2 separate regions of the Homo sapiens genome follow, and region 1 is linked to region 2. A link is a loop called in an ENCODE intact Hi-C map of the cell type or tissue named here. Cell type or tissue: endothelial cell of umbilical vein. All regions are shown on one strand. Links, peaks and the distances in the headings refer to the core of each region. The heading gives the core; the rest is flanking DNA.

The links. A loop is a pair of places that touch in the nucleus more often than their neighbours do. Peaks named below come from ENCODE experiments on the same cell type or tissue, not always from the same donor. Only the 100,000 strongest peaks of a DNase experiment are listed, where the experiment ranks them.
Region 1: a loop joins it to region 2, with 4 times the contacts of the local background. A loop is called at or near these places in 75 of 110 quality-filtered maps.

What each region holds. Positions count from the first base shown.
Region 1 is chr9:19,116,723-19,122,101 of GRCh38, forward strand. It overlaps PLIN2 (perilipin 2), which reads right to left. Exons shown (of 8, transcript NM_001122.4): 5 at 4,158-4,443; 6 at 2,928-3,109; 7 at 1,599-1,733. Among named protein-coding and RNA genes, the nearest start is that of PLIN2, 8.1 kb to the right of the region's middle. In endothelial cell of umbilical vein, for the core only: no CTCF peak of the experiment used is centred there; a DNase peak (open chromatin) is centred at 2,539; H3K27ac peaks cover 2,156 bases.
Region 2 is chr9:19,171,171-19,176,549 of GRCh38, forward strand. No RefSeq gene overlaps it. Among named protein-coding and RNA genes, the nearest start is that of PLIN2, 46 kb to the left of the region's middle. In endothelial cell of umbilical vein, for the core only: a CTCF peak has its summit at 3,272 (motif pointing left); DNase peaks (open chromatin) are centred at 981 and 3,101.

The DNA.
Region 1 (5,379 bases), core at 328-5,327, 54 kb before region 2:
GTTATGTGTCCACCACATATGTGGATTCTTTGGCTTTTAAAAATCCTCATTACAATGCCGAGTGCAGCAGTATTATTCACATTTCATAGATATGAATATAAGCTTAGAGTTTAAGTAGATGGCTTCAGTTAACAACTGGAAAACAGCTGGGTAGGGATTCGAACTAGTGCCTGAGTCTCCAAAGTTCATCATCTTAAACTGAAGAAACATATTAGGTAGGGGAGACCCAAAAGAATGGAAATATCCTTCATGTTAGTAGTGTAATGTATATATTCCCTCCTCAAATAAAATGACAAGACATGAACAAACAGTTCATATTGACTTCAGAGCTTTTGGGACACAAAGAACCACTTTCTAGGACTATAAGAGGATATTTCTTTTCCCTTCCTTCCTCCCTGCTTCCCTTCCTTTTTCTTTCTTTCTTCTTTCTTTCTTTTCTTTTCTTTCTTTCTTTCTGAGACAGGGTCTCAGTCTGTTGCCCAGGCTGGAGGGCACTGGCACAATCATGGCTCACTGCGGACCCGACCTCTCGGGCTTAGGTGATCCTCCCACCTCAGCCTCTCGAGCAACTAGGACTACAGGTGCACACCACCACACCCTGCTAATTTTTGTATTTTTTGTAGAGATGGGGTTTCACAGTTGCCCAGGCTGGTCCTGAATTCCTGGGCTCAAGTGATCTGCCTGCCTTGGCCTCCCAAAATGCTGAGATTACAGGTGTGAGCCATTGCACCCAGCCAAGATGCTATGCCTTCCCTCTGGAACCTTGGTCACCTTATTGCCCTTTCACCTAGTTTATTCACCCATTAGTTCTCAGCTTACCATTCATCTCTTCCAGAAAGCAATGTGACTCAACTACCCCCACTCCAAGGCTGCCTGAGATAGTCTTCCCATATGTTTTCTTTTTTTTTTTTTTGAGACAGAGTCTTACTCTGTTGCCCAGGCTGGAGTGCAGTAGCATGATCTCGGCTCATGGCAACCTCTGCCTCCCAGGTTCAAGCTATTCTCCTGCCTCAGCTGCCCGAGTAGCTGGGACTACAGGCACGTGCCACCATGCCTGGCTCATTTTTTGTATTTTTAGTAGAGACAGGGTTTCACCATGTTGGCCAGGATGGTCTCGATCTCCTGACCTCGTGATCTACCCGCCTCGGCCTCCCAAAGTGTTGGGATTACAGGCGTGAGCCATCGCGCCCAGCCAATAGTACCTGTATTTATGCCGTTAAACAACAACCGGACTTGGCTACTCTGAGTGTACTGCCTATGAGATAGCCCTCTTCTGCAAGGAGCATTAAAAAGGCACAAAATAGGACAGCATGGCTGGCTGTATCCCCTGTTAGTCTGTACCCATTATGAGGGCAAGGCCTGTGTTTCTCATTTAGTTGTATCTCACTTGGGGCATATGTATACTCATAGGTTGTTAGATAAAATTATTCGCTGCCTAGTTTTGCTTTTCTGCCACATAACTAGCCACCTATGTACATGGTATTGTTCAACCTTTTGATAGAGAAGAGTATTCTAAGACATAGTATGGAAAAATTGAAATGAAAAGTCTGATAAGAACTTCTTCAGCAACCAACAAATGACCGTCCCAGTCATCTTACCTCAGCACAGTGGGACTCATCAGTATCATCATATCCAATGCTCCTTTTCCACTCTACCCATGAGAGGTAGAGCTTATCCTGAGCATCCTGAATTTTCTGATTGGCACTATACACATTCTTCCTGGCAAATTCAATCTAGACACATTGAAACAAGACAAAGGAACACACAAGTCAGATATTCACGTTAGCCTGTTTGCAGATGTATGATGTAAATCAGGCAACATAAAAACTAAGAATTTCCTGGAGTTGAATAAGATCTATTCCTGCTATCATTATTATTTATTATCAATATGTGTAAATTAACCAAGCAGTAGTAGCTCTTTACTGCCTCTATTTAACTATTAAATCACTGACTCCACATTTACTTCCAGTTTAGCACAGGTAAAGCAACTAAAAAACTACAAAAAATTTTTTTTGAGTGTCACTCTGTCACCCAGGCTGAAGTACAGTGGCGCGATCACAGCTCACTGAACCTCCTTCTCGTGCCTTAGCCTACCGAGTAGCTGGGATTACAGGCATACGCCACCATGCCCAGCTAATTTTTGTATTTTTAGTAGAGACAGGATTTCACCTTGTTGGCCAGACTGGTCTCGAACTCCTGACCTCAGGTGATCCAACCACCTTGCCCTCCTAAAGTGCTGGGATTATAGGCATGAGCCACCACGCCCAGCCAGCAACTAAAATTTAATGTGTACATGAGTAAAGGATAAGTTAGCATTACAAAACAGAAAGGAATTTGACCTTCCTCTTCCCTGTTGCCAACCACTATTTCCCCTTCTAAGAAGAAATGGTTTTCTCATGGCAGTACAGAATGGTACATACTGTTCTTTAACTTGGAAACCTTTAATGGCTACACAGTAGTCTATTGTGATATATCAATTTAATTAGTCCTGTTAGTGGATGTGCATTGTTATAGTCTCTTGCAACTTTAAACAAATATACACATCTGTAAGATAAAAAGTAAAACAGCTCCAAGTGTAGGTATGCTTGTAACTTTACTAAAACTGTCTCTTGAATCAGTCCCTTAGAGCAAGAGCTGCACAAGTGTGGTTCTTTCTCTACACCGTTGCCAACAGCCACATTTCCCGTGTGGCAGGACAAGAGAGATGTCAGTATTTGACCCCTCAGAGCGAGATTAGCATTGCTTCCTATATTTCAACTAGTTATACTTCCTTTTTCTGTGAGCTGTCTCCATATTCTTTGTCCAGTTTTCTATTGGGTTGTTTGTCAACTAAGAATGAAATTCTTGGATTTTGTGATTACATTTAATTCTTGGGCCTAGAGATAAATGAACCCACTTCAGACACCTTAAAATAAAGTTTTACTCACCAGGTGAACAGTAGAATGGAGCTGAGAAATGGTCTGTTGGCTTTTTTGCTTAGCTTCTTTAACCCTGCTGAGAGCCTGCTGGTAGGCACGGGAGTGAAGCTTGGTAGACAGGGATCCCAGTCTAACATAATAACTTGGCTTCTGAACCAGATCAAATCCTTCAACTTTTTTTGCTTCTTTTTCTGAAGTTAGAAATAAGAGACAAAAAAACTTAAGGGATCACAGTGACAAGTGATAAGGCCTGGACTCTAACCTGGGTCTTGACTTTCTTACTTCTACCCAATCACTTAGCAATCATGCAGTCATTTTTCCAAGACTGCTCACGTCTGCTGCTGGACTTGACTACCCTGAACATATTACTGTATCTGATACACACTGCATGCATCTACACGTTTCTCCCACTAGAGTAAACTGCTTTTTTTTTTTTGGAAACAGGTCTTGCTTTGTTGCCCAGGCTGGAGTACAGTGGCACAATTTTGGCTCACTGCAGCCTCAACCTCCCGAGCTCAACTGATCCTCTCACCTCAGCCTCCCGAGTAGCTAGGACTCTAGGAACAAGCCACCATGCCCAGCTAATTTTTGTGTTTTTTAGGGTTTCGCCATGTTGCCCAGGCTAATCTCAAACTCCTGAACTCAAGCGATCTGCCTGTCTTAGCCTCCCAAAGTGCTGGGATTGTAGGCATGCATGCACCATTGCTCCCAGCCTAGAGTGAACTTGAGCGGCATGGTACCTGGCACACATTACCTAATGATGATTCTTTGTAAGGAGGATTTTATAAAGCAATCCATTAAAGACTATCCATTTACAGAAAATATTTTTCAAGGCCAATTTTTGCTAAGGTTTCAAAACTTACTACGTACGATTCAATGTGAACTTTATGATTGCTTTAGGAAGGAAAATCTATAGAGGCAAAAAGATTAGTGGTTGCTCACATCTGTAATCCCAGAACTTTGGGAGGTCAAGGCAGGTGGATCGTTTGAGCCCAGGAGTTCGAGATCAGCCTGGGCAACATAGTGAGATCCCATCTCTATAAAATTAAATTAAATTAAAAAGGACTGACTGCAAACAGGCATGAGGATCTTTTGGGGTAGCAGAAGTGTTCTGAAACTGGATTGCAGTGATGCTTGCACAACTGTGTAAATTTAGACTCAAGATGAGAGTATATGTCAATGAAGCTGTTTAAGAAAGATTTAATATAAAACAGTATTTCAAGATAAAATTCCAGTTACCTAGTTCTTCCTCAGTGAGAGGGAGGTACTGTTCTACCAACAGCTCTGATTTGGTGAGTGCATTTTCTACGCCACTGCTCACGAGCTGCATCATCCGACTCCCCAAGACTGTGTTAATGCTGCCACTGACCACAGACTTGGTCTTCTCCACACTGCCAGTCACTGCCCCTTTGGTCTTGTCCATCACCCCTGTGATCGTGCTGGCCACAGAATCCTTGGCCCCAGTCACAGTAGTCGTCACAGCATCTTTTGCCCCAGTCACAGCGCCTTTGGCATTGGCAACAATCTGTAAGTAGAAAAGCAGATCCCCTGGCTGGTGAGAAAAATGAGCACAAGGACATACCTAAGGTCTTAACTAAGGCAGCACAGCTGAAGAGTTAAAGAAGGAATCTAGTCCTCTCACTCTAGCTTTAGGTCTTGGGCAAGTCACTAAGAGTTGATGAGCCTGAATTTCCCTATCAAGTATATCTGCCCTACCTGCCAATCCTTGGGAATTGCAGGAGGAGCAAATGAAGTAAACAGATATGAAATTTGTCTGTTTGCCAAGGCTGCAGTGAGCTGTGATTGTGCCACTGCACTCAGCCTGGGTGACAGAGCAAGACCCTGTCTCAAAAAAAAAAAAAAAAAAAGAGAAGAGAAAAGAAAAAAAAAGAAAAGAAAAGAAGGTAAGTTATATAGCTTATTCCAAAGTCACACAAATCCAGAGAGGAAACTGAAGATCAAACTATACCTGGCCCTCGGGGTGTTATTAGTATGCAGTTATTATACATGGCAGGGCATGGTGGCTCATGCCTGTAATGCCAGCACTTTGCAAAGCTGAGTTGGTTGGATCACCTGAGGTTAGGAGTTCGAGACCAGCCTCACCAACATGGTGAAACCCCGTCTCTACTAAATACAAAAAATTAGTTGGGCGTGGTGGCACATGCCTGTAACCCCAGCTACTTGGGAGACTGAGGCAGAAGAATCACTTGAACCCCAGAGGTGGAGGTTGCAGTGAGCCAAAATTGCACCATTACACTACAGCCTGGGCAACAAGAGCAAAACTCTGTCTCAAAAACAAACAAACAATGACAAAAAAAATTAGCTGGGTGTGGCGGGGCGTGCCTGTGAACCCAGCTACTGGGGAGGCTGAAGCAGGACAATTGCTTGAACCCAGGAGGAAGAGACAGCAGTGAGCCGAGATTGTGCCACTGCACTCCAGCCTGGGTGACAGAGCAAGACT
Region 2 (5,379 bases), core at 251-5,250:
CTTATTAGTGGTCATTAAAACTTAAAAGTATTTTAAGAAAAACTATTTGTGACTTTCCTCTGAATTTTCTTCATATCTATCAACATACACTACAGGCAGGCAAAGAGGAGAAGGATGGGGGCAGTGGGGGATGGGAATCTCAGGAAAAATGGAAAAAGTTTTCCAAGGACGGAGGTGAAACAGAGAGAAAAATAATGGGAGGAAAGTAAATAATAGAGACAAGAGGAAAACAGTAGGAGGCAGAAGCAAACTGTGAGCTACAGAAGGAAGAGGCAGTTAGGAGGAGAATAGACATGTGAAATCAAAGTGTGAAAATGAGATGATATATAAAGTGCCTAAAATAGCACCTGGCATATAGGATTACATAATATTCAAATACAGTTATTAACTAGAAATCAGAGGGAAAAGTAAAAAAATGTCAAGTATTCTATAGCTGCTTTTTTTTGTTTTTTTTTGTTTGTTTGTTTTGTTTTGTTTTGTTTTTTGAGACGGAGTCTCACTCTGTAGCCCAGGCTGGAGCGCAGTGGCGCAATCTTGGCTCACTGCAACCTCCGCCTCCCGGGTTCAAGTGATTCTCCTGCCTCAACCTCCCAAGTAGCTGGAATTACAGGCATGGGCCACCATGCCCAACTAATATTTGTATTTTTAGTAAAGACTGGGTTTCACTATGTTGGCCAGGCTGGTCTTGAACTCCTCACCTCGGGTGATCCACCCACCTTGGCCTCCCAAAGTGCTGAGATTACAGGTGTGAGCCACTGCACCCAGCCGATAGCTGCTTATTGAATAAATGTTTAGGTGCCCTAGTGATGCATAAAGTACATTGGTTCTGTAAGTGTTCTGTGCTAAATTAGCATTGTATATTGCTAACGTTAGTTCCCCCCAACCCCATAGTTCTATTTCTATCTTAATTTGAGCCTGTTATTGTTTTAGGTCTATTGTTGAGGCAGCAGCAAGGAATATTCAGGATGTAATTTGGTTTCTCATTTCCTGGCAACAATCACGTGAGAGGCAAATGAGAGGCTTTTGCTGAAAGGCTTTTTAAATCTGTAGTAATGAGAACAAATATTAAGTAATCCACTTGTGGATAAATAAAAGTTGCAGTGCTATGATTCAATCTTCATCTGATGAAACCAAAGTTCATTATGAAAACATAATTACACTCAAGATTCTGTACTGGGGCAGGGCTTGGTGACTGATGCCTATAATCTTAGCACTTTGGGAGGCCGAGGCAGGAGGATCCCTTGAGCCCAGGAGTTTGAGACCAGCCTGGGCAACATAGGGAGACCCTGTCTCTATCTTAACAACAACAAAAAAAGATTCTGTACTGAAATGTGATGTGAGGTTGGAACACTTACTGCATGGGAAAGTTGCAGGCGATGTCTGAGTTTCCCTGTGCAGGTTGTGAAACATACAACCAATTAAAAATTACTTTATGGCCAGGTGCGGTGGCTCACACCTGTAATCCCAGTACTTTGAGAGGCCGAGGCGGGCGGATCATGAGGTCAGGAAATTAAGACCATCCTGGTTAACACAGTGAAACCCCGTCTCTACTAAAGATACAAAAAATTAGCCAGGCGTGGCACGCTCTTGTAGTCCCAGCTACCTGGGAGGCTGAGGCAGGAGAATCGATTAAACCCAGGAGGCAAAGGTTGCAGTGAGCCAAGATCGCGCCACTGCACTCCAGCCTGGGCAACAAAGCAAGACTCAGTCTCAAAAAAAAAAAAAAATTACTTTAAAGCACTCCTCAAGTATAAATAAATATCAGCATTCTGAAAAATGAAGGGGACTGAAGGTGGTGAGTGCCAGCACATTTTTCTTCCCCAAGAGGAAAAAGAGATATGGCAAAGGATGCCGATTGAATGATAAGATGCCTAGTGTGGTTGGTGCAGGACTACCCTCATGTGTTTGGCAGTATAAGCGGGCCTTTAATCACCCACCTGCCGGTTGTCATACTTCGCATCACCCCTCTCCCCATCACGGGGAAGGGGAGGACATGTCCCTTCCCCAACTCGTGTCTGCCAAAAATGCATTCATGCTACTATTGTTATTCCTTCTCATGCCAAATCTCATCTGTTTATTAGCCTAGGACCTGGGGCAGGGGGCAGTAAGGTTGGGGGATCACTTGAGCCCAGGAGGTCAAGGCTGAAGTGAGCCATGATAGTGCCACTGCACTCCAGCCTGGGTGACAGAGCGAGACCATGTCTCAAAAAAAAAAAAAGACAGAAATTTCTAAATTGTCTTCTATTAACAGTAATCATAAACCAGTGTACACTCTCACTAAAAATATATGAGAATGCCTATTATTCTAAACCAAATATCAGAACTGTTGATATTTACCATGTAAGTTAAAATAGCATCTTTTTGTAGTTTAGTGTGCATTTCTTTTATTATGAAGAAGATTGGGAATCTTTTCCAGAATTTGGGGAGGTAGGTGGGTAAACAAACACAATACAAAAGTACTGTGACAAAGAGTTTTCTAGGAAGGTCAGATAAGGTCCCACAGAGGAGGTGGCATTTGATCTAGGTCCTGAAGGATGAGGGGGAATTCCGCCATGGAGCTTATTGATCCTGGTATGTAGTCAGCCAAAATGTTCAACAACTATATGTTGACTTAAGTGATAAAATCAGCCAGGTGCAGTGTCCCACGCCTGCAATCCTAATCCCAGCACTTTGGGAAGCTGAGGTAGGAGGACCCCTTGACTGCAGGTGTTCAAGACCAGCCTAGACAACACAGGGAGACCTCATGTTTCCAAAAGACACAAAAATTAGCCTGGTGTGGTGGCCCGCGCCTGTAAGTCCCAGCCACTCTGAAGGCTGAGGCAAGAGGATGACTTGAGCCCAGGAGCTTGAGGCAGCAGTGAGCTGTGACTATGTCAATGTACTCCAGCATGGGGAACAGAGACTCTGTCTGAAAAAAATAAAAAGAAGTTATAAAATTGAGATGTTTGGGTTGAGGTGAGAGGATTGCTTGAGTCTAGGAGTTCAAGGTTGCAGTGAGCTATAATTGCACCACTTCATTCTAACCTGGGCTACAGAGCAAGACCCTGTCTCCTTAAATAAATAAATAAATAAACACATATATAAGACATATAGGCAACAAGTTTTCTGGATGGCTAAGGGGATTTTTTGCTATACGTGGCAAGACACTGACACACAAATACCAGTACACGATTAAGCAAGCCACCCAGTATGACTGGGTCAGTCCCGGGGGAACTGGGCAGGAGCTTTATAGTGTACATCTGGTTTCTTCTACTTTTTGGATGTTGAGCGACATCTAATGGCCAAATAGGAAAAAGTCTATGTTTTCAGTTTCTTCTTTTCCTTTCCTTCTTTCTTTCCCTTCCTTCCTTCCTTTCTCTTTTTCTTTCTTTCTCTCTCTTCCTTCCTTCTTTCCTTTCTCTCTCCTTCCTTCCGTCCTTCCTTCCTTGTTTCATTCTCTCTCCTTCCTTCCTTCCTTTCTTTCTATCCCTTTCTCTCTTCCTTCCTTCCTCTATTTTTTCCTCCCTCCCTTCCTTCCTTTCTTCCTCTCCTTCCTTTCTTCTTTTTCTTTTCTCTCTGTCTCTCCCTCCCTTCCTTTTCTTTCTTTCTTTCTTTCTTTCTTTTTTTCTTCCTTTCTTTTTTTGACAAGGTCTCACTCTGTTGCACAGACTGGAGTGCAGTGGCACAGTCACAGCTCACTGCAGCCTTGATGTCCCGGGTTCATATGATCCCCCCACCTCAGCCTCCTGAGTAGCTGGGACTATAGGCATGTGCCACCACGCCTGGCTAATTTTTCCGTTTTTTGGCTGCCCAGGCTGGTCCAGTATTTTATTTTCAAAGAAAATTCTCTTGTAGGAACACATACACAACCTAAAAAAAAGTTTCTCCAGATTTAAGGAAAACTTGAGTCTTATTTTTCCCTGTGAACATAGAAGAAAACTGAATAAATTAGAGGTAAGCTAATTTTTTTTTTTTGAGACTATTTCTCTCTTGTTGCCCAGCCTGGCATGCAATGGCAATGATCTCGGCTCACTGCAACCTCACCTCCCGGGTTCAGGCGATTCTCCTGCCTCAGCCTCCCGAGTAGCTGGGATTACAGGCATGCACCACCATGCCCGGCTAATTTTTGCATTTTTAATAAAGACGGGGTTTCACCATGTTGGTCAGGCTGGTCTCGAACTCCTGACCTCAGGTGATCCACCTGCCCTGGCCTCCCAAAGTTCTGGGATTACATGCGTGAGTCACTGCACCCGGCCAGAGGTAAGTTAATTTGTGTGGTAATTTTCTTTTCTTTTTTCTTTTTCTTTTTTTCTTTTTTTTTTTTTGAGACAGAGTCTACCGAGTCTTGCTCTGTCACCCAGACTGGAGTGCAGTGGTGCAATCTCAGCTCACTGCAACCTCTCTCCCCCGGGTTCAAGCGATTCTGCTACCTCAACCTCCCAAGTAGCTGGGATTACAGGCGCCTGCCACCGCGTCCGGCTAATTTTTGTATTTTTAGTAGAGATGGGGTTTCAGCATCTTGGCCAGGCTGGTCTTGATCTCCTGACCTCGTGATCCACCCACCTCGGCCTCCCAAAGTGCTGGGATTACAGGCGTGAGCCACTGTGCCCGGCCTTGTGTGGTAATTTTCATCAAATGAAATAGAAAAAAAAGATGTTAGAATTGGAAGAGACCTTACATCCAATCTCCTCATTGTGTCAATAAGGAAATTTATGTCCAGAGAGAAATGATTTGCCCAAAGCCACACAGCTAGAGAGTTATTAATGCTGTAATATAGTCGTGATTTTGCTACAATGAAGAGAGGAACAGTGAATATATTTACCCATCCATTTGCAAAGCAAAAAAAAAAGGGCAAATACTTTCTGATTACTTTAAAACCTAATAATGTATAATATTGGCCATGCATGGAATTTAATACTATAATGCTCAATAATATAGTAGTTACTGGCAATTAGGGTCTTGGCCTAGGGTATTTGATTTTTCAGGCCAATAGTGGACAAAAACAGACAAATTCCTATGAATGCCAGACTACATTTCAAAAGACCCAAGTAAGATTTTGACCTCTGTAACCTGAGAGTTGCTTCCCTAATATTTCTCTTTGCCTCTTATCTGACAATAGGCAAAGTTGAGGTAGGAGATGAGTATCAAACCACATCATTTAATCAACCAACCCGTAAACATGTATATATCCCCTTTTGTATGTTTAGCATCACAAGGATTGTGGGGACACAACTGTATACATAATGGAGAACAAGTCATGGTGAACTCACTTCTCCTACCTGTTGATAGGAGTTGAATCAAAAGCAGCTTTGAGGTAGAAGGGAAGTTACAACAATACTATAACCACTCTTGCAGATATATTTATTAACTCATTGGTAAGTATTTGTTGAGTATCTACTA